Linked DNA regions of Homo sapiens: region 1 is linked to region 2. The links are chromatin loops, found by intact Hi-C in ENCODE. Cell type or tissue: dorsolateral prefrontal cortex. All regions are shown on one strand. Each heading gives the region's core, and the rest is flanking DNA. Links, peaks and the distances in the headings are about the cores only.

Region 1 (12,312 bases), core at 2,652-10,651, 48 kb before region 2:
ACATTTTGCCATTAATTAAAAGGTTCAGGAAATTGAACCACATAAAACACATCATGATCAAGAGAAATCAGTAAAACATATGTGTCCAACATCTCATAAATGAGAACTCTTAACAAATATTTGTGTGCACTGACAATACAGGTTGAGTATCCCTTATCTGAAATGTTAGGGACCAGAAGTGTTGCGGATTTCTAATATTTTTTGTATTCTGAAATATGCAATATATATACTTAGCAGCTGAACACCCCAAATCTGAACATATGAAATCTGAAATGCTCCAATAAGCATTTCCTTAGAGCATATGTCAGTGCTCAAAGGCTTTCTGATTTTGGAGCATTTCAGATTTTGAGATATGGAATGTTCAACCTGTTTTAAAACAAAAAAAAAGAAAAAAGTGTGACAGCTTCAAAAAAGAGTAACAACTCTAAAACACAACAAAATTATTCTCTTGTAGGTGTAAGTAATAGCATTTTATTTACTCGGGAAAAAATGGCTATCCCTGTAGGGTATTTCTGGTGGCTTTATTAACTGGATTAACATTTTCTGACCTCATGGGATTAGAGAAAGATGAATGAAAATCAAAATTATCATAAATGTGTTTACCTCCATCTAGACTCCTGGAGACCCGTTTACTAGAAGTGCGCTCAAAGTGTGGTGCTGGCCTATCTATGAGGGTGCTGGCCTGGCGGGTCTGTGCTTGGGTGCGGCCACTATAGCGAAATTTGGACCCCAAGGTCAGGAACTTGGCTTTTGGTGGCTGCTCTGGAGAAACAAGCCTATGGGAGGAAAAAAAAAAAAAAAGAGAGAGAGAAAGGGGAAGCAAAATTAGACTTTACGGAATTTTTTAAAAAAACTTTAAAGCTATGTACTTTCATATCTCATTTTAAGTATGATTACTCAAAAACTAAACTTTCTAAAGAACATTATTTATAAACCCTCCTACACACACAGCTTTATGATGGTGATGAGTAAATCCACATTCATGTATTCATGAATAATGTTCTTCTCCACCTAAGCAAAGAAACAGCTGTTCTCAGTATATCAAAGGTTATTTATTTGTATTAGCTTAAATCATTTATATAAACACATGTCTGAATTTTTGCTTCTAGCTATAAGCGCCAAGTAACAATCCATTACCATTAGTAATTCTTAATATTTATGCCTATTTCTCCTGGGAAGAAAACATCTAACTCAGGAATCTGTTCCATTAAGTGATTCTTTCCCATGAAGAACATGCCACACAGTGGATCTGTAGAGATGGCTAACACCCCTTCTTGCCAGCACAATTCTACTGCTTAATCCCTGGGTTCATAAAGAATGAAATCAAACTTTCTTGATGTCAAATATTTCTAGGCTTATACAAAAGCATGTTTTTAGCAAATGGACCAATCTTTTTGGGAGTTCAACTGAAATTATTTTGCTCTCTTTGATCAAAAGTTGACAAATATCTTAACAGAAACATAATCTCAGAGCTCTTAATTTATTAAATAGGAAGACTTTTGTTGACAACTCAAAAACATGAAGAATTCCACCGAAACTTTTCCTATCATTTACTATGGAAGAGTGATTTCTTAAAGAACACTATCATTTCAAGTATTTCTAGACTTTCTGTACAATTTTTTTAGAAATCATCTTCTGCAATAAAGAAAAAAAAAAGAATCCCTGTACAACACTCAGAATGGTGACAGGCTCTATTAAATGCTCCAAGCAAGGGTGTCAGCTTTATTTATTTATTTATTTACTTACTTACTTACTTACTTACTTATTTAATTTTTTGAGAAGGAGTCTCGCTCTGTCACCCAGGCTAGAGTGCAGTGTTGCAATCTCGGCTCACTGCAACCTCCGCCTCCCGGGTTCGAGTGATTCTCCTGCCTCAGCCTCCTGAGTAGCTGGGATTACAAAGGTACATGCCACCATGCCCAGCTAATTTTTGTATTTTTTTAAGTAGAGACACAGTTTCACCAGGTCAGGCTGGTCTCAAACTCCTGACCTTGTGATCCACCCGCCTCAGCCTCCCAATGTGCTGGGATTACAGGCATGAGCCACTGTGCCCGGCCATATCAGTTTTATTACTACATTCTTATTCCACTAGTATCAATCTAGCTGATTGGCTATCAATTAATAGATCTGTTTACAGATTAATGGCTTCAATCTGCAAGCCACCGTAATTTTCTAAAGAAATCATTTGTACCTTTCATGATAAACTGAAACAGAATAAATTCCACTGACCTGATTCAAAGCAATCTATAGACAAAGTATGACTGGCCCTTTGTGTTAGATATATTCTTTTATATAGCTTTGTAAGCAGCGTTATGCAAGGTTTAAAAATTTAAAACTGCTTTTGTTAACCATTATATCAAAAGTTTGCAGGAGCAAATTGGTCTACTTTTAAACTGGAGTCCATGGTACATTAGCAAAAATGAGGAGGCCTGAGGCTTTGCACAGCTAATGCACCTCGGAAACTCCTGCTACAAGAATACAAGAAGAGGACAGCACAGAGGTGAGGAATACAGGTGTCAGAATCAGGAAGCCCGGTCCCCATCTCTGCTCAGATGCCTGGCTGCTGTGCTCCTCCACAGGCACCGATCTCTAAGCATCAGTTGTCTTGCCTAGGGCGAGAAATAGACCACGATATAAAGCAATCAATTCTGTGTCTGACTCTAATAAGTGTTCAATGAATGCTAGCACTTGCCATTTCTGAACAGATTATTGCTTTTTTTTTTTTTTTTTTTATCATTATGTGACAGGGAAAGCTGTTGTCTGCCCAGCTTGGACCTGTGTCATAAATGTCATCTACTAGCTTTATATGAGCTGGCTCATGTTGTCTGGAGGAGAAATTTGTTATGGCTACCAAGAAAAATTATAAAGTTTTCAAAGATTTATATGATCAGTGTAACTTGAGGGATTCAAGCATATTTTATGAGTTATATTTCTCCTCAAAAATTAACATATTAGTCTTGAAAAATAGATATTATCAATTTAACGTCAAGAAAGAATCATGTGTGCCAGCTGATAATTCACATTAAAAATAGCAAACTGTGATACCAAACGAAGAATAATGATAATGGTGAAGATAAATTTTATGATATGCCAGAAATGGTTCTAAGTTGTTTCATGTGTGTTATCTCATTTAATTTTCAAAACAATCCTATGAGGTAGATACTAGTATTACTATCATATATGGATGATGGAAGTGAAGCAGAGAGGTTGGTATCACGGTGACACAGCTCGTATTTGGTAGAACAGTATTAGACCATAAGTCCAGAGCAAAAACCTTAAAGATGAAGGATCTAGATACACAGCTAGCTAAACTGCAGTGAGAGAAAACTGAGGAAACGGAGAAAACAAAGATAAGCAAACTACATGTAAAAAACATGTCCTTGAAGAAAAGTATAAAAAGAGACAAGATACAAGCTAAAGATGGTTAGATGATCAAAGATTTTATATACAAAATCTTATATAACCATATATACATATTTGTTGTTGTTTTTTAAAGAGCAAGATGTGGACATATTTATTGGCCAAAGAACCTAAAGGTACCCACTAGGGAACAAATAATTTACAAAGCAGGATAATTTAAGAGGCACAAAATGAGGGATCAAAGCAGAGGAATGATTATCTCCTCCTTGAGACAGGAGAAGTGGGAAAGAATGAATGGGAGGAGAGAGGAGCGATGCTTCATTAAAGGCAAAAGGGAAGAAGGGAAGGTGCATGAAACCAAGAACACTCATGCACAGCTTCTTCTTTCAGTGACCCACACAGTGGAGGGCATCAGAAGAGGAAGCAGGGGTGCCTAGGGACTCACGAGGACCATGAGCATTTGGAGTGGCAAAGGAAGTCAAAAGACAAATTGCTTGCCTAGCAGCACTGAGGATCCAGCTCATGCTGGAAATTATTTATCTGTAATAGCACTAATCCATAGAGTTGTGCTATTTTTTGTTATATAGAGTAACTGCATGTGTCACAATGGTTGTACTATTTTTAAGGTAGCACTTGGACAGCACAGGTCCAAAACTGGTGAGGTCAGGACACAGGACTAATCCAGGACTAGCAGACAGAGAAGGTAAATGTGCAAAGAGGAGAGTAGTTTGAGGGGGTCAGAACGTTCCTGACAAAGCAGTCAGACCATAGGGTTCAAGTTGGTTTGGGAAAGAAGTTAAGTCAGGAGGCAGCTGATGAGAATATCGAAGTGAAACCTAAGAGGAGGGATAGTGGAAAGAAGAATGGTAGCAGGCATGAGGCAGTGTGGCTGTGGTGGAAGGAAAGGTGGTTAGAGTCAGAAAGTGGAGCTCTAGACAGCTGCAGGGGCAGCTCAGTTATAAATGACAATGCATGGACAGAAATGGACCTGGGAGGGACTGCAGACAAAGGAGATGAGGCAAGGAGGGGAGAAAAGAGTTCAAAGACAGTGGGTTAATGCATCTGCCACATTCCCCACCACTACCACCTCCTAATTCACAGAGGTTACTAAAAGCAATACCAAGCTGTTTTCTTTCTTTCTTAGAAAAAAAGAGAGATGGAGTCTCAGTATGTTCCCCAGGCTGGTCTCAAACTCCTGGGGTCAAGTGATCCTCCCACCTCTGCCTCCTGAGTCAGTGGAATTACAGGCATGTGCGATCATGCCCGGCTTCCGAGCTGTTTTCCTAAAATTACCTGTAGAAAGTATGATGCTCCACGCACACTTTCCATAGTCTTTTCGCTGCCCGGTGGTTTGGCAGTTTGAATCCAATGGTACTCTCAAACTGTTCCAGCTGGAATAAATCCGTAAAACAAATCAGCATATTTCCTTAAGAACTGACTAGAAGTTACTGAAAAGCATGCATTCAGATGTTTCTGTGAGAAGCAATTATTCTTCTCAAAAAAGGTAAATATTGCATATCTAATATAATCATATAAAGATGAATTTCATAGACTGCAATACTATTTTCTACAAAAAGCAAGTAACAACGGCTCACATAAACCAACTATCCTTCAATGTTCACTAAAACTCATCTTATTGCTTTCCTAATGATCACAACTTAATTGATTCAACAAGAAAAAACGAGCCCACACCTTATCACATTTTCTTTTTTGTAAAAAGCGTGATGGTTGCTTTTTTTAAAAACAGACCAGACGTATATATACTGCAATTTTACCATTAAGAACCCTGACCTTTTACAATGGAAGAATAAATAGTTTATTTTCTTAAAATTTTAGAATTAATAGAAAAGAATTTTTAAATTCATGGTCGTAAACAGGCCGACTAACAACAACTGATTAGAAATGTCTTGGCTTACCTCTGCCGGTCTGACTTTAATGTAGAAGTTACTGCGTTTATAGGAAATTTTTAAGATTTTCGGCCAAGCAAAACGATTGATTCGCAGTCTGTCTTTGTAAATGAGAAGTCCATTAGCACACACGCCCAGCTTGATGTCCACACCTTCTGAGTCCTGCCAAGCATAACCCAATTAACCATGGTTAAGAGCTGTGAAAGTTACACAAATCAAGAAGCTAATTAGCTCCCTCAAATCATGATCAGGAATGACAGTTTAACAGGTTTGTATTTAAAGTTTAGTGACAAGTACGCACGTTAATGAAAACTATGGCGCACACACATACATGTTAAATTTATTCATCTTCAGGGATCAGGTGTGATTTGCCGAAGAGTTACGGCAACATGACCATAAGACACAGTGTCCTTCAAAAGGCGTAATGCATATGTTCTCAAGCTCCACTGTAGGAGCTAACAGAGAAGAAAGGAAGCAGAACTAGAGATCCTGAAGATACGGGAAATAAAATGAGCTTTTCCCGTAGGCTAGTCCAGCCTCAGGGACAGTCTGTTGGCCTACCCTAAGATGTGTTCAACCATTTTCCTTTAGGTGCATTTACCTCAGATGGATTACCCTAGCTAATAGCTCTTAAAATTATGCCAATATTTTGCAAAACACCAATCCCTTGCAGATAATTTCTCTTCCAGGCTGACAGTGCTGAAATCTCTGAATTCTTTCAAGCAGTTTTTCATTAACTTAGAATGCTGACATCCAGTTCTCATTAGGCATTCCTTTGGCTGGCACGTTTCAAAGGACTGCAGACTATTCTTGAAGTTATTAATAGTTTTCTTTCCCTAGAGCTTTAATCTGGAATCGATGACAATCTAGAATAATCACAGGCCTAAATTATGTTTTAAAAACCAAACAAATTTACAGGCAAAAGTGAAAACCTGTCTCCTCACATTTCAAGTAGTGAAGATCTAAGATGCATGTATTCAAAACATACAAATTATTGTTTATCTCTAAGAGGAGAGCTGGCTCTCATTCAACATATGTAAAATTGAAGACTACCGCTCAAAGACATTCACATTTTCAGAAATCACAAACAATACGAAACAAATTCTCACAAAAAATGTTGCAACAAACCCCATATTTAGTCTAACTCCCAATTTAATAAAAGGACATTTTGTCTATCTTATTACTCAGAACATTTTGATACCATTTAAATCAGTTTTTTATAAATAAAAGTATAGTATTAGCTAATTGATGCCAGTTGCTTTCTCTGCTGTGACACTTGAGTAATTCATATATACAAATAAAATTACATTAGACCAACTTGAGCCATTTTAAAAAATCCAATCAATTGCTTTACTCACCCTTATCTTGGCAGCCACAACTCTCTCTAGGAATAGACTAAAAAGCTGGGGTGAATCAGGCACAGGTGCCCAAGCAACTTGGCACCAGACCCCATGGTGTGTTTGCCAAAACCATCACTGCCCATGGCCACCGGGAGCAAGGCAGAAGATTGCCCGAGACGGCATGTTCTTACCACAAGTGGGGAGGCAACCCGCATTTGAAACATTGAATGAGCCATCTCTAGTCTGAAGCAATCTTTGGACAGGACAAGGAAGCTATTTTATCTGACTTAAAAATAGACACAACGCAGATTCAAGTAAATCAGTTGATTTTTGTTGTTCTATGTAATTATTTTAGAATTACCAGTATTTGTGTGAATAGAAACGACAGATGAAGGGTAGGAAGTGAAAGAGGAAAAGGCAGGCCTTGATCCTTCACATGTAAGTTATGCCACATGGTATCAAAATCAGAAAAATAAACTAATGGAAAGGAGCACCTTCTCTGCATTGCTCACTGCTCCATGGAGCAATGCATGGGGCAATGCATGGAGATGGCTGGCTTTCAAATGAGTTCAGTATAAAGGGAGTTCTTGCAAAGGATCAGGAGAGAAAGGAAAGGGAGGTCAGGGTGTTTAATATCCAGATTCCCTCCCTACGTGGTCACCTCAGGCTGACTATGTCCCTCTGACAATGGCTCCCCACAAGACGGCCCTCTCCACACATATCTCTCCTTGGGAGTTTTGGAAACCACTCTGCCCTCCCTCCTTCAGACAGACCTAGAGAGATTAGGATAGCTGCAGATACTATCCTGGGGCTACCACGGGTGTCCCGCTTCTCTTATGGTTTCTCTGCACCTTTGTTGAGATTCCTTTTATTTAACTCTCTCCAACTCATCCTAACATGAATATGACATTACAAACTCTTCTAATTAAAAAAAAAAATCTGATTTTAAGGCAATGAAAAATAAAGACACAAAACTTTAAACGACATGAAATATGAAAAGTTCTTTTAAACTGCCACATATATTCTTTTCAATAAGCCACAAATATCTTGCTTATCAAATATTACCTAAGGAGTCTATCGGATGATAAACAGAATGAAGGTTATCTTGAATTTTTTTAGTGTTCTGCTCCTAACTACACAGCAAGAAAGAGTATTATACTTAGAACAGAGTCCACAATTTCTTACTTTTCTAAGAGACAACATTAAAAACAAGAATCCTGAAACCTTACATACAGCATTGCCATTTAAGAATTGGTTTCTAACTAACAATCAACAAAGTAGAGATGCAAGATTTGCATGTGGTAAGAATGGCAGGGTCTAGAGGAGGAGAGGTTTGGGAGCTCTTTTTGGTCTCAAACATATTTTTTCCTTCCTCCCTATTTCTGTTTCTTGGCTAACCTAGCCTGTCCCCATTACATAGAAAATGATCTGAAAAACACTGGAGTGTTAAGACAATCTGTTTCACCTCCTACTAGGATTTACCAGACGGTATCAGGCAGATAGACCATTTAACAATACATGGCTTTAAACAAGTCATTCTCTGCACTGTTTTATGTAGCTGTAAAATTAAAAAACATTCAAACTTTAAATGAGATGGTATACTTGTAAAAAATGAGATGGTATGAAAGTACTTTTTAAAATTAAGGGCATACAGCATCTAGTGGTTAAAAATGATGCTGCCAGAGACTACTTACTGACAGAAAAATCTTATAATAGTAAGTTAAAAAAAAAAAACTAACAAAAATGATGCTCATAGTATGACCCCATTTTTAGAAGGCATGTGAATTCAACTGCCCAGGGGTCTAAAAAAAAAAAAAGAAAAGAAAAAAGGTATTAAGAATGCTTATTTCTGCATAAAAAGATTTAAGTGATCTTTATTTCCTTCTGTTTGCCTCTATTTTCTATGATGAACATGTATTAGTTTTGTAATAAAGAAAAATATTTAAATAAAGGAAGCCACTGAGGAGAAAAAGAGTGCTTTGTAAATATGAAGTATGATTAATAACACAAATGCAAGAATTATTAATCAGAGGCCTAGGGAGGAAAGACATCATTGTGTGGGGAGCTTTCCTAGAGATTTCTCAAATCATATAATCTGGGCTTCTAAACAACATCTACAGATTGGCAGGGTCTTTTAAAAGCAGGCTACCATAAGGAAATGTTGACTCTGGACATATTTTTTAAAACCAAATTCATATTTCACCTTGCTTGTCATTCTCCTCGACTCTCCCCACTACATAATCATCTAAACTAGAACCATGATGTAAGTGATATTGTTACTGGCAACCAACTATAGCGATGTGCGCTTACACATTTCACTTTTTGACTTATTTCTTTATGAACAGGATTTGTCTATTCATAACTCATACCCTGTGACTCTCGTTAGTATACCGAACGTTTATGCTTGCAAAAAAAATGTATGTTACTACTGCCTAATTTATCGTGTAAAGTGGCCTATGAACTTCTGTTGTGTTTTATGTTTCTCAAATCCCCCCTTAAAAACGTAAATAAATGTCTTTTAAATAACTTTTAAAATTATTTTTTCGAGCATTATATTTTTGAGATTTTGATCTTTTGGGATTACGGTGTTCAGGATTATGACTGGCTTCCCATGTCCCCATTGTCCCACTCTTTTACCATCTTTCAAATTAGACTGAAGGTGCTTTATCACCCAGAGCCTGGGCCCACCTACGTTATCTTTCACAAAGTACAAAACACACCTACAGGGAAAAGACCAACTCTAGGGCTCCTTCATCAAACATAAGCTTTTTGGAAAGTGGTCCCATGCTACTTTTGCCCTTTTATGGTTGCTAAGGTCTTCTCTCCTCTCCCAAGACAGAGGTGGGAGAGGGAACTGGGACAGACACAGCACTTGGCCTAGCAGAAGCTGCAATGCAAAATAAACCAGGATAAGCGGTGAAAAAAAAAAGGCTGACAAGGTGTGTCATAGTAAGTACCTATGAAAGGGCATTAATTAAAAAGACTGGGAAAACAAGTGGTAGAGACAGAATACATGGTCCCTCCCACAACCAAACACCCCATAATTAGTCACCAAGGAAATATTCCAGAGACCCTCAATTGAAAGCAAATATCCTTTTCCCAAAAATAAGCTGTGCTATCCTGAAACTGGAGCCCTCTCAAAACCTCAGTCAACAGACTACTATGATGCTACTCCCCGTTACATTTACAGTACCTTGGCATGATGTAGGTCAACACCATACATGGAAAGCCTCTTTGCATTTTCTAAGAACTGGGAATCAGCTTGTGCTGGCGATAAGCCCCTGAGAATCAAAAGAAACAGTATTATCTTATTAATGGATGCAGAGCAAATGTAGTCAGAATGGGAGGAGTGTCTGTGCTCAGAGGGTTTGGAGGAGAGAAAGTTACCCAGCCAAGTTTGCAGAAAAGTAGGAAATGGTAAGAAAACAACTCTCAACCTCTAACATTTTTCCCTTAAGATCCTATAATGTAAACCTGCTAAACTGCATGGAGGTATACCTCCACTCTTACCCATTTTATCTTAAAAAGTTGCTTTTGATTATTTTCACTGAGGAAAAAAGCCCCAGCAATAGTGTACAACATAAGTACTGGAGAATAAAAAACAGTGATCTCATCTTTCTGTGATAAACACATTCTTACTCCTTCATTTTATTTCACTAGAGTTGATCATAATAAAGATTGAAATTACTTGTATTTGATTTTATACCTATGATAGGTAACACAAATCAATTGTCCATACTAAAATTATTTCCATTCCTATCTATATACCCAACTAAGTAAACTTTAAGCTCCTAAAGAGCAAGATCATGTCCCATTAATTTTCACATTCCCCATGGCATGTCAGTACCTGATATTTCACATCAGAATTATACAACAAATGTCTATTGAGTAGAATTTAAGTAAATTAATAAGAAAACATTTAGAGTCAAATACCATATTTTTTTTAAAGAAAAATCAATGAATGTGGCCTGTTTAAAAACCTAATTTTTGAAAGTTCCTTTCAGATCACTTTAGTAATATTTAATAAAACTGTAATTTTGCAATATAGAACAAATTATCATTTTGTAGCTAGCGTTATAAAAATTTGTGTAAAAAGTCCATTTTCTTTTCACACACATATAAATGTTCTAGAAGCGTAATATGGTATTAATGTAATGTTAAGTAATCTTAGCTAAACCAACGGGTCATCTTCCAACGGAATCACCTGTACATTTCAGTTACTATTCCTACGTCCATCACCACCTACACTGGTAATTCAAATCCCAATGCCTCCTTATCTCCCTAGCTTTCTTACCACATATAGTAATAAGGACAATTATAAGGCAGAAGAAATATAAAGTAAATGTCAAATAAGTATGTGGACATGTTTGTCTCCAATGTGTATGTGTTAGGGGGATAGGGAGAAGAAGGTGTCATGGGGAAAAGTACATTTTTCCAATACATGAAAACATACAGTCTTACAAGTATAGTTTCTCAGACGGTAGTTATAAAAATAATGAAAGGATACCTCAAGGGCTCCACGTTGCCTTGATTAGTGCTAGGTGAAACTCCAAAAGGAAAAATTGGATAATCCTGTAAATCATGCTCAAATGTCTAGTAAGTGCTACAAGAGAAGCTATTTAAATCTCCCATGGCCATTCTCTCCAGTAAGCAAGGCAACAGACCTGTGGGTTTTGTGCAGCTCTGCCACCTTCTCTTCCAGCTCCTTAGTCTGAGTAGGGGCAAACTGGAATTCACTGAGGTCGATGCTGCCATGTTCTTCTGGGTCATAGTCACCAAGTTCAGCCTGCAGGGTGTAGGATCCCAGGAGAGCATGAGTCACAAAAGAGCAGGGCAGGCGGCCAGAGGCAATGTCCTGCCGGAGCTGAAGGCACAAGAAGTATCTGTGAGGAGCAGAGGGAGAAATGGGTCAGGGGAGAACCATTAGGTGAGATTGGAGCACTCACAGTCCTTAAAAGCTAGTACCCCTTTGAAAACAAATATACAATATAGGCACTCTTCATATAAACAGCAAAAATCATCTTCTCTAATAAAAAGCCTCAACTTGCTCCTTGGGCTTCTAAACTTGTGGCTTATTTATAGAAACTGAGTCCAGAAGGCTAATTTATATGTGTGTGTGTATATATATAAGAGTTTTATAACTGAAGTAAAAATTTCAATCACTTAAACTGTCTCCTTGGATTTCAAACTGTAATAAAAATTAGCACGCCCCTCAAAAGATGTAAGGATTAATAGATTAAAAAAAAAAACTAGTCTTAATCATTTGTAAGAAAAGCTAAGGTCACCCACCCTTTATCATCTTGACATTTCTTCTTTTCCAGAAACACCTTTAACAACAGTTATTGGTAAATCTCTACTTTGAAGCCCTTACTTTTCCATTTACCCCATTTAAAGCAGTAGCTAGCTCAGTTTAGCAGAAAAGGCCTGGGCTTTGAAGCCAGGAAGACCTGACTCTATATGACCTTGAGCAAGTTAATTTACTTGCCTAAGGGTAATTTCCCACCTATAAGACGCTAAGAACTCTACCTCCCTTTGAAGATGAGCATGAACATTAGATAATATAAATAAAATATCTGGTACATGCTTAAGAATCAATAACTAGTAGCTATAATAATTAGTGGCTATAATGTTTCTCATTCAATGTTCCATGTGGCTCACTACGGTTATAAAAGAATTTCCGTTTTCCATGAAATAAAATGCAGAAA
Region 2 (12,312 bases), core at 2,119-10,118:
CACTGCCCTCCGGCCTGGGTGACAGAGTGAGACTCCATCTCAAAAAGAAAAAAAAAAAAAAGATTAACACAGCCTGCTAAAATAAGATTTATCTGACAATCTTCAATGACAACTATATTTGAGTCTACCTTTGTGAAAGAAATCATCAGGTGGAAAAACACAAGACGACTGGAGATCCTACATCTTATCACAAGCCAGACCCATTGAAACTGTTCTTACCTCTATTAGCCAGGAGTGCTTATTCTTTTAAAAACTAACCAAAGTAGAAGACAAGTTACAATGCAGAATAATCTTATATCACTTAAACGCTTACTTTATTATGGTTGTAAAGCAGAGGGAGATAGGACGTGACACAAAAGGAGAGGTCTCGATGAGTTTCCTAACAACAGTAGTTGCCATATACTTCACCACCTGAATTTCTGATTCTTGAATTTGATGACAAGCAACTTCTAGGCAATCTAGGGAAAAATCCACTTCATTTTGAGATATCTCAGTTTTTAAACATTGATCTACTTGGGGCAACAGTGTTTCTATTCAATTTGACATTTTTTCCAAGTAAAAGTTTTTCATTCCTGGTGGATGACTAACAAAGTAAAATAAAAGACAAAGTGACAACAAGGTCTTTGTTCACCACTGGAGTGTGGAGGGAGGGGGACCTGGCTGGGTGAATCTTTAAGGTCTTGCTTGATTTAAAACACACATACACAAAAAATGCTACAACTATGTAAGGAGGAAACTCTGAGGCATCAGAAAGAACCTAGAATTCAGAAGCAGGAAAGTTAAGCAGCTTTGGGTGAACATGGCCCTGAACCGTGCCTTTCAAAAAGGCTGTACTACTGGTAGTGTGCCCACCTGATCCAAAGATGCCAAAAATCCAGCCCTCTAGCCTCCTCCCACCCCAAAATGCCTTTATTTTTTTACTTCTCTTGGCTTCAATAGTGAAATTCTACCACTAGAATTCGACCACTAGATTCTTTAGAGTAAACAGGTATCTTCTTTTAAAATACAGAGATCTCTTAGAAGGCAGTACAGGTAATTCACACACTAAAGTCATTCACTCAAACTGCTGATCCTCTGTTACTTAGCTGCTTATCTGCTAGATTTGAAAAAGTAGGGATTTTGTTTCCAGAGGAAGAAAAAGTAGGCAGGAAGCTTAGAACATTTTTTGTATTATAATACTATAAAGGAACACCTGGATATCATCATGGAACTAGTAACAAGAAAGTCTAACGGCGAAAAGCACCAAGAAATAGAAAAGTAAATCAGTGTGAAACCCAACCATGAACACAGGAATGAAATCTTTCCCCTTTACTGCACAGGCTCCAACCAGGGGCAGAGGAGACTAAAAATCCCTCATGATATCACCAATGCTTGGTCCAGAAATGTTTAATGAATAAAGCCACAAAACTATATATAATAAATAGTGACCCAAACCAAGTGAATAACAAATGAATTGCACCTATTTGCCAAAAACCCAAATAACTTTTTTTTTTTTTTGAGGCTGAGTCTCACTCTATCACCCAGGCTGGAGTGCAGTGGTGTGATCACCGCTCACTACAACCTCCGCCTGTCGGGTTCAAGCAATTCTCCTGCCTCAGCCTCCCAAGTAGCTGGGATTACAGGCGTGTGCCACCAAGCCCGGCTAATTTTTTGTATCTTTAGTAGAGATGTGGTTTCTCCATGTTGGCCAGGCTGGTCTCAAACTCCTGACCTCGTGATCCGCCCACCTCGGCCTCCCAAAGTGCTAGGATTACAGATGTAAGACACCGCGCCCGGCCCCAAATAACATATTTTAAGGAGAAAAGCATTTCTATCCTCTTTCATCTCCTAGGACCCACCCCCCAATTAAACACACATGCAAAATAAAACGGATTATCTAGACACCAGCAGGGAATACTAAAGCAACAAAATGAAAACTAATGAAAAGCATCTGCAAGAAAACAATGAACTATGTCAAAACAGATGCTACTAAAGCTACCACAATCAAAAGTCTTTTTAGAAGATATCCAGAGAGCCTAATGGTAACTTTGACATGTGCTATATTCAGGGGAAGAGTCCACTTTATTTTAGTATGTGACAAAACATGCTCATCGTTCAACTTTTATTAAGTAGAAAATAGACTTCCAATTAAAGATGGTAGAATGAACATGCACACTTAGCTCTGTTCCCTACAAAATCTGTTCTAAGACAATGCAGAGTGTACATGTTACTGTGTACATATGCACACGTGATTCTTCCCCCAATGCAAGGAACCTGGGAAAAGCAAAATTAGGATAAGCAGACTGAAAAAGGATAGGAGGTAGGATCAGTGCATTTGTATTTTATGCTTTCTTTCCCATGGGTGGGAATCCACTTCTCCATAGATTTAGCAGAAGCAAAGAGCTTAATTTATTTAAACCCCAATAAATACACTGGCTTTGCAAGATGAAGATTCCTAGTTAATGCCAAGCCAAAGAAAGCCTGGATCAAAAATGGCAACACTAGCCCTGTAAAGCCAGGAAAGTGGTTTGCCCTGAACAAATGTTTCTGGTACATTTTTTTTATGTCATCCTTGATACGCAAGGATATATTAAAACCTTTTCTTTCTTGTAACCCCCAATTTTTGCTTGGATGCTACTATTTAAGCAGTTTTAAAATGAAAAATGTAATAGGTTAGGTTAGGGTATAGCTGAGTTTTTCCTAAATATATCTTTTTTTTTTTTCTTTTGGGAGATGGAGTCTCACTCTGTCGCCCAGGCTGCACTGCAGTGGCATGATCCTGGTTCACTGTAGACTCTACCTCCTGGGTTCAAGCAATTCTTGTGCCTCAGCCTCCCAAGTAGCTGAGACTACAGGTGCCCCCTCACCATGCTCAGTTAATTTTTGTATTTTTAGTAGAGATGGGGTTTCATCACATTGGCCAGGTTAGTCTCAAATTCCTGACCTCAAGTGTGATCTGCCCGCCTCGGCCTCCCAAAGTCCTGGGATTACAAGCATAAGCCAGCGTGCTCAGCCCTAAATATATCATTCTTTGAAATCCAAAAGTTTCTCCTCAGTGAAGACATGCATACCGACTCCAGCCTATAGTAACTTGGCACTTCTGTGCTTTTGTATTACTTTTCAGAACTATAAACAATACTTTATCAATTTGACTCATATGTTTATGTATGTGGATATAAGTGTGTGTGTGTATAAACACCTGCTATTACTGTCTTATATGTAAAGCTTATCTCTGAAAGTAAAATTCATAAATAAAAGGAAAAATGATACTTCATACTTTTCTTTTTATCTTCTCAGCTCAAGTAGGAACCAAATCAATATCTGGGGATAAAAATTATTTCTGAACACATAGGATATATTTAAATAAATACTATTTTGAGAGGAAATTTGTAAAATAGTGTGAAAATATGACTTCCTTAACTTCTCATTTTTCTTAAAAATTATATACCATCACAAAGGGAGACTAGCAACCCTGTCATTAATTTTTTAAAAATGAAAACCCAGGATTTTTGTCCAACTTTTTCTACTACTCACTTTAAACAGCAAGACTTAGCTTAAGTCTCTAATGAATTATAATCTCTTTTAAAAGACGGAGAATTGACTATAACTGTTAGATAATAAAGAGGCTAGTATCGAACTTCTAGCCAGAAGCGCACACCAAATTTTTTTAAGTATCTTTCATAAAAGTTGCTAAGCACCATATTTCCATGAAAACTTATTTCAAAAACCATGAGCAGCAAACTTCTGTAGGCTAGCACATTCTCTGTAAACTATTTGCCTAGAATGAATTTTGACATTTGATTCATACAGGCTTTCTGTGCTACGGAAGAATAGCTTATCAGAGCAGTCCTATTTGATTCACTTGAAATTGTTGCTGACAGAAATCTGGAAGGAGATGTCAGTGAATACAACAAGTAGATGGTGGTAACACTCAGATTAAGTTTCCTCTCTGTGCAAATAACCAGACTGATGCACAAAATCAGGCTTAATCTCAAAACAGGCTAAAATGGCATATTCTGCAAATGAAGTACACTTATGAGATGTAGTTTGATTACTAGACAGAATGGAGCTTGTGCCCTCAGGTGCCTCTCCAGAATATAAGAGTCAAAACAAAATAAAAGATAAATTAATACTCCTAATCATAATTTTTCTAACACAGTTCAGAGTTGATGTATAACTCCATTGTAGAGCATAATTAAATAAATATTTAAATAGCAAACTGACAGATCATTTATGTCAGTGCTTTAATAATTTAGCCACCTTGCATCATAAAACTATTTTTCTGAATAATCCACGGATTTTTACAGACTGTATTTTATTATGTTATACCGCATTCAATCCCTTTAAGCTCCAAATGCTGGCATATTATGTTATAGTGCTATAAATACTAATGATAAATTCTGTCCATGTTTCCACTTGGCCACAGAGTATGTGCTCCTGCTAAGGGAATGGATGAATAGAATGCACCTAATTCCAGCTTTTGTGTGATAAATTAAACAACATTCACAGGTGGAGACAAGATTCTCAAATCCCTGTCCCCCATATCATGCCTGGCAGCTGGGAAGGTGGAGGTAGGATGAGGAAAGCAAATAATTGGTAAAATTTCCTGATAGCTGAAAAACAAAAACTATGTCAGTAACATCATCTTAAATTTGTTCAGAAGAACAGGAAGCAATAGAAAAGAAATCAAAGACTAGAAATAAAACAGTAATGATGACAGAATGATTCTAAACACAGTGGATTTAACAAAAGATACTGATAATTGTTGTTGCATGAGAGAGTGTAATTAGATTACATCCCTTCATTTGATGAACTCTGGCAAAGATTTTTTAAATTTTACTGCCTACATATATTTTTTTAAATTATACTTTTAAGTTCTGGGATATGTGTGCAGAACGTGCAGGTTTGTTACATAGGTATACATGTGCCATGGTGGTTTGCTGCACCCATTAACCTGTCATCTACATTAGGTATTTCTCCTAATGCTATCCCTCCCCTAGCTTCCACCACCTGACAGGCCCTGGTGTGTGATGTTCCCCTCTCTGTGTCCATGTGTTCTCATTGTTCAACTCCCACTTATGAGTGAGAACATGCGGTGTTTGGTTTTCTGTTCCTGTTTTGCTGAGAATGATGGTTTCCAGCTTCATCCATGTCCCTGCAAAGGACACGAACTGATGCTTTTTTATGGCTGCATAGTATTCTACGGTGTATATGTGCCACATTTTCTTTATCCAGTCTATCATTGATGGGCATTTGGGTTGGTTCCAAGTCTTTGCTACTGTGAATAGTGCTGCAATAAACATACATGTGCATGTGTCTTTTTGGTAGAATGATTGATAATCCTTTGGGTATATACCCAGTAATGGGATTGCTGGGTCAAATGGTATTTCTGGTTCTAGATCCTTAAGGATCTTCCACACTGTCTTCCACAATGGTTGAACTAATTCATGCTCCCACCAACAGTGTAAAAGCGTTCCTATTTCTCCACATCCTCTCCAGCATCTGTTGTCTCCTGACTTTTTAATGATCGCCATTCTAACTGGCGTGAGTACATATTTTAAAGTAACAAAAATGTGTCCAAACTGATTTTAAAGCATAAATTTTATTCTGAAAATAACTTTTCCCAACATTTCTAACCTTACTCGACCCTGAAGTAATTTTCATTCCAAAACAGAGAAATAATTCAAAGATCTAGTTCCTGTTCTACTACCACCCTCTGATGAGGGTAAAAACTTACTAAGTGGTAAATCACCAAGGAGTTGGCATGGCTGCCAGTGTGTAGCATGCCTATCCAGCAAGAGGTGGACAGTTTCTTCAAAAGTATGTCAGGATGGCTGCTCACAGTTAGAAATTACTTTCAAGTTTAATGCTTTTAAAATACCAGTGATGCAGGGGCAAACAAAGTAATCCCCTGGTTTTGAAACCAAATGTGGAGAAGACAGAGAAGAAAAAAAGCATGTGAAAGAATTCCTCGAATGCTGAGAAATAAAATGGCCTATCATTCTTTAGTTTCCTCAAGAGAAGAGGAGGCATTATTAGAAAACAAGGGACAAAGAATAAGAATTATAGTATCTTCAAGCCCAGCCTACGCCCAGCCAGCAAACAACCTGGTCTGATAGCAGCTCCAACAGAAGTGAAAGAACAGAGCTTCCGGGAGCCTGCAATTCCCTCTGAGCTGTGAATGTGAGCTCCTAAAGGGCCAGGGTCACACCATAGTAACTTCTATATGGCTCTCATGCCTAGAGTTTCACAATCTTTTGTAGAAACATAATAGTTTTCATTTACAATAAGCCTTTGAAGTATTTATATAACAAGTCGGTCTGCTGTTTCCAAGCATCTGAAAAGCAGGGCAATAATGGACAGCAGTCGCAATGATGAGGGTGGGTGGATTATATATATATACGTACATACACACACATACACACACACACACACACACACACACACACACACAAATGCCCAAATCTTTGTTTTCTAATTAGAGGGGATGGAGAGAAGACTTAGGAACATAAATAAACAAATGCTATCATTTATCTTGGATAGAAAGATAAAAACTTTATAAATGTACAAGAAAGTACAGGGAAATAAATCAAAATTACTTTCTATGAGAAGTATTTTAGGCAAAGTCCTCCGTTAAGACTCTATGGGGAGAGAGAAGAAAGTTATTTTTCCAGAGAAACTAATAATAAACCAGGTGAAGAAACAACATCAGCATGAGAAAAATCAAACAATACAAGAGTTTAGCAGTTGTTCAACACAGCAATACAAGAGAGTCTTTCACAAGGCAGTGCATGCTTAATTGCCAAACTAATGGTGCAAACAAGTTCCAAGGAAGAAAAGAACATTCTGAGAGCTGGATTTGAGTTGGAAACTAAGATAGGCAGGAATCATGTGATGGGGAAAGCAAAATGTGGAGTTGGTAGGGTCAGAAACTGGAAGGAAGGCCAGGCAACTCAGCATATGTCTGATTAGAGGACCAACTTGACACAAGGGAAGACTCAGAAAATCAAGTGGTAACAGAGGTCAAAAGATAGCCTGAGGTTATACGTGACCAAGAGTGGAGGAGGGAGGGGGGCCGAGGTCCAGCTAAGGAGTGACTTGATTATGAGGCCAGGCTCTGCTGCTGTGAGCTCCTTGTGTTCTTCAAGCTGGACCAAAATATTCTATCACTTACATGGCACGGCAGTCTTTTCCCATTTAGTAAATACAAATTAAGTTTTGAATAGAATTACCACCCTAAATCCTGTTTTAAGCTAAAAGGATAAAGACATGCCACCTTGACCAATGTCACTGGAATTTTAAATTGCACATAATACATGCCCATTAAATTATTCCTAGTTCCCAAAATGACATATAAATCTGCCACTATTTTTATGGAATCTTATAGAGTGCCATAACTTCCAGATCCTCTACAAATATGTAGATAGTTGAAACTGTTTAACTAGTAAACTTAGTAAGTGTCAGTACTATAGGTCTGAAATACCACCTTGGAGGGTGAAAAGAAACAACAATAAACAAACAAGCAAATAAAACACACTCAAAGTAATGATAGCAAATTGGATTTCCGAGACCCGAACTCAACACAAGAAAGGCAAAAAGACCTCGACACATTCTGCTCTCTGAGAAATACTTTTATCAACAGAACACTGATGAAGAGAGCCTACATTGTTAGCCTTATTCATAACTAAGAAAAAACGGTACTGACATTCCTGTGTAGGCAGAAACAATGCCCTTGATTCTCAGACAAAATCAACATGTGGGAACAACTTTGAGATGCCAGAGGAAAATGTGAGCAACTCTAACTCAGAATGCACATTCACTCAAGCTTCCAAAGTCTTGCAGGAACTTTCACACTTATTTGCAAACTTTAAAACACATATACCGACTTATCAGTTGTAGTAAAACCAGCTCAATTCTAGAAATGGAGGAAGCAAATATTTTCATTCTCTTTGCAATCTGAGAATAGAAGAGAGGAAGTGACTCCCCCAAGATACCCAAAGAGTAAAAAGAAAAGTAAACATAGATCGCCTGACTTTATATCCATGGCTTCAACTAAACCTTATTGTTTTTTTCCCCCGCTTAGAGGAAAGAGCTCTGCTGTTTTAACACACTGAGTATGTAAATGACCTTAGCAGCAACATCATAAAGAGTGCTAGAGTCAAGTCCCTGAAGTAAACATGCAGGATCCAAGAGACACCCAAAAATTCTCTACAATTTAACTCTGGAACCAAAGAAGGTTGGCACATACCATTTAAATATCTCAATGAGATAAAAACATTTCCAAAAAAATCAAGTTATAAAGTTTCTTCATTAAAAAATCTTCAAAGTTTTTTCGAAAAATTTTTGAGATCTCAGTTGACTATCAATAGATGATAAATTAGTATAGAATGTAAATTGTAATTATCAGTGACAACAATGAAACAGTACCTACCACAAAGATTTGGAACAAATGCACAAAGAGAGCCTAGGCCTCAGGTCAAAATTAACGCATGGCTTAGCAATAAACCTATTGTTACATAAGCCAAAAATAACATTAAAGTTGGGCCATTTCCATAGTATTTTTTTTAACTTAACTATAATCATCATTTAAAAATGCACTGTTACTCAATGTTTATGTTCATTTATTATTTCCAGCCTTGGGGAATCCAGAAAATTCTGTGTGGCATAAAAATTTTTTATCCACTTAATATTAGCAAATGCCCTCTTTCCTTAAAAGAACACAAATTTCAAAGATGGCGATTTGTTTTTAAAAACAGTACTGTATTGGTTCCTTGGACAGTTGTCTTTATCTAATTCCTGAAGTTTAGGAGATAAAGAATAGGTTGATAGCCCACAGGAAAAACAATGTGGAAACAGGAAGCCATAAAAAGTAGAGGATGAGGGGAGAAAGAAGGGATATGAACAGATACATGGGGATATAGACACATAAAATACATATAAATATATAACAACATGTTAATATAGATTATACAGAATATATTAATTATATAGAGTGAGTAAGCTAGGAAGCAGAGATGATGTTCAGATGTCAAACAAAAATGCCCCCATGAATTATGTTTTTTGATTTTAAAAAAATTATTCCATTGATATAGCAATATTCACATTAAATGGTTTAAAGGGGGTACTTTTGTTGACCAAAGGTACTGATAGGTAACAAGAACAGGAAAGTGCCTAACATACCCAATGTTCTAATCGCATCACAAAAAAAAATTATCTATAGAGACCACTGATGTGCATCATAAGCAATGCACTGAATAAAGAAGACCCCCCCCCCAGCCCCTTAAATTACTGCAGCCATATAGCTAGCTACAATGTTCCAAAATCTAAACAGCGCCCTTGACTTTGCTAGGTCCTGTATACCAATGACTTTACAACCTCTGGTCCATTACTAAGCAGCTCCTTTTTGCTATGGATCAGTTTTAATCTTCTCATCCTGGCATTTGAGGCCTTTTAGAACCTCACCCTACTCTCTATAAGATCCCTGTAAGCCAAGCTATCACCTCATGACTTCCTGCACAGCCCATGCTTTGAGTGGCTTCTCTCCATTGTTGTAAACACCCTAAGTGAAGACAATTAGGTCTTCTTCAGTGGGCATGTTATATCAAGGTTTAATTGAAAATTAGACACATGTACATATAGAAAGAAAAAGAACAAACAATAACTACAGTCCTCTGAAGAGCCATAAAGAAATACAATATTTGCTGAGAGTAAACAGATGGAAACAAATCTATTCTCTCAAACCAAATACAAGTATTTCTTTCCCATATTCTATTCTCCTTCCTTGAGTGCTCAAAAGTTCATTAATAGCTACAGTTTCCCATATCTACTTCCCCAAATAGTCCTCAGACGGTGATTTCCGGTGTAGAGATACAGAACCACCGATAAGCAGCATCAGCATATCATCCAATCTGCCTAAGGTCAACACTGGAATTGGGAAACATTAGCCTGCTCAACCCCATGATGGCTGTACTCTGGGCTCCACTCCTGAGGAGGAAACAAGAACAGGTCTGATGAGTAACAGACCCAAACTAATGATACTAAGCAAGCAACGGGAAAATCAAAATAAGAGGAAAACTTGTATAAAAGGAAAATGCAATAAAATGGGGAATATAATTTATAACTTCTGCATTGTTATAATAGCTATTAGGATATTGATGAATTATGGCCTATGTTGAGATGTAAAGTCACAGCTTAGAATTCAAGTGAACTGCTGGTACATAAGATCTGCTGTGGGATAGCATCACTAAAATCTATTCAAACTCCATTTTGCTATGAACTCAAAAGAAAAAGAAAGGATTACTCAACACAAATGCTGTTTTTAAGCTTATTTCATCATGTCTTGTCCTCCAAAGTTCATTCTTATAATGGCAATATTAAGTAATCATCTATTAAATGAAAAGATACTCTAACTATAAATTAATACAGTCATAAAAATGAAGACTCCTATGCTTTCCCAATTTAAATCTTGGTGAATTAGAAGACTAAACTGCTGCTTTTCGCTTTGGATACTATCTCAACTCTGCTTCAGGCAACACAGTAAGTTGATTCCCTACAGGTAGTAGATCATAGAAGGACTAGTTACACAGATAAGAAATTGTTGTTTTTGTATCATTCCAAAACGAGATCCGAGATCTACGAAATGCATACTAAATAAGATGGGGAAAGAGGCGAGTAGGCATAGTGATTAGCATTAGACTTTATTAACTCAAGTGTGTCTGTAATATACTTAATTTCTAAAAGAGCAGCAGTAAAAGGGAAAAAAGCAAATTCAAGTAAACGAAGAAAAATAGACAATCCAAAATTAAATGGCAAAATAGAGTCACTAATCTCAGTAGTACTAAAAATAAATGGTCTAAATTTACCAGTTTAAAGACAGAATTCTCAAATGTGATTAAAAAGTCATCTCAAAGACATAAGGATACAATGTTTAAACGCAAAAAAAAGGTCAGGAGATAAAAGGCAGAAGAGAGTCATGAGAAATTCTAACTAAAATAAAGCTAGTACAATAACATAAATATCAAATAAAATAAATTTCAAGGTATTATATGATGGTAAAAAAAGAAAGGGCTATCCACGAATATATAATTCTGCACATGTGTGCATCTAACAATCTAGCCTCAAATTTTGTAAAGCATAAACTTACAGGAATACCAAGAGAAATTATCAAATCAACAATTACAAGGAAAGGTTTGAACACACCTCTCTTATTAACTGATAAACTAAGCAGTTAAACAATTAATAGAGATAGATAACATGACCCACATAATTGTCTGACCAAGTGGACAGACCTAGAAACCGGTATCAACAATAAGAAGATCATGCTTTCCAAATTCAAAAAGAACCCTTATAAAAATTGACTATATATTTCAAAGTCTTAATAAATTTAAGAATCTCTATTATTTAGACCACATTCTGACCACGCTGTAACATAAAACTGGAAATATGAACAAACAAAAAAATTCTCTCTTCCCACAAAACATGCATACATAAACACAAATGCACACACTTTTGGAAATTTTAAATCACACCTATAAAAAATCCAGTGGTCAAAAATGATACATAATGGGGCCAGAGACAGTGGCTCATGCCTGTAATCCCAGCACCTTGGGAGGCCAAGGAGGGAGAATTGCTTGAGCCCAGTAATTGAGACCTACCTGGGCAACAAAGCAAGACTTCATCTCTATAAAAGGAATTTAAAGATAAGCTAGGCATGGTGGCATATATCTGTAGCCCCATATATTCTGGAGGCTGAGGCAAGAAGAGGGACTGCCACTGCACTCCAGTCTGGGCAACAGAGAGAGATCCTGTTGAAAAAAGAAGAAAAGGGACAGGGAAGGGAAGAGGAGGGAAGAGGAGGGGAGGGGAGGAGAGTGGAGGAGAGGGGAGACCCAAATGGGATAGGACGAGAAAATTAAAACTGAATGGTAATGAAAGCACTATATAGTTGACTCTTGAACAACACAGGTCTGAACTGCATGGATCCACTTACACCTAGATTTTCTTCCACCAAGAAACAGACAGCAAGACCAGTCCCTCCTCTTCCTCCTCCTCTTCCTCAGGCAATATGAAGACAATTAGAATGGAGACCTTAATGATAATCCACTTCCACTTAATGAATAGTAAATATATTTTCTCTCCTTCTTATTTTTTAAGAACATCTTTTCTCTACCTTATTGTTAAGAATACAGTATATAATACAACACACAAAATTGTGTTGACTGTTTACGTTATTGGAAAGGCTCCAGGCAACAGGAGACTGATTATTAGTAGTTACATGTGGGGGCAGTCAAGAGTTATATGTAAAATTTCAACTGTGCAGAAGGCTGGTACCCC

The links. A loop is a pair of places that touch in the nucleus more often than their neighbours do. Peaks named below come from ENCODE experiments on the same cell type or tissue, not always from the same donor. Only the 100,000 strongest peaks of a DNase experiment are listed, where the experiment ranks them.
Region 1: it touches region 2 in a loop (2.2-fold over the local background); 8 of 110 quality-filtered maps call a loop at or near these places.

What each region holds. Positions count from the first base shown.
Region 1 is chr6:130,889,691-130,902,002 of GRCh38, forward strand. EPB41L2 (erythrocyte membrane protein band 4.1 like 2) reads right to left here. Exons shown (of 20, transcript NM_001431.4): 7 at 11,272-11,490; 8 at 9,801-9,888; 9 at 5,277-5,429; 10 at 4,654-4,751; 11 at 604-776. Among named protein-coding and RNA genes, the nearest start is that of SMLR1, 68 kb to the left of the region's middle. In dorsolateral prefrontal cortex, for the core only: no CTCF peak of the experiment used is centred there; a DNase peak (open chromatin) is centred at 6,755; H3K27ac peaks cover 4,206 bases.
Region 2 is chr6:130,937,775-130,950,086 of GRCh38, forward strand. The region is part of intron 3 of EPB41L2 (erythrocyte membrane protein band 4.1 like 2); the gene reads right to left. Among named protein-coding and RNA genes, the nearest start is that of SMLR1, 120 kb to the left of the region's middle. In dorsolateral prefrontal cortex, for the core only: no CTCF peak of the experiment used is centred there; a DNase peak (open chromatin) is centred at 6,107; H3K4me3 peaks cover 648 bases; H3K27ac peaks cover 5,591 bases.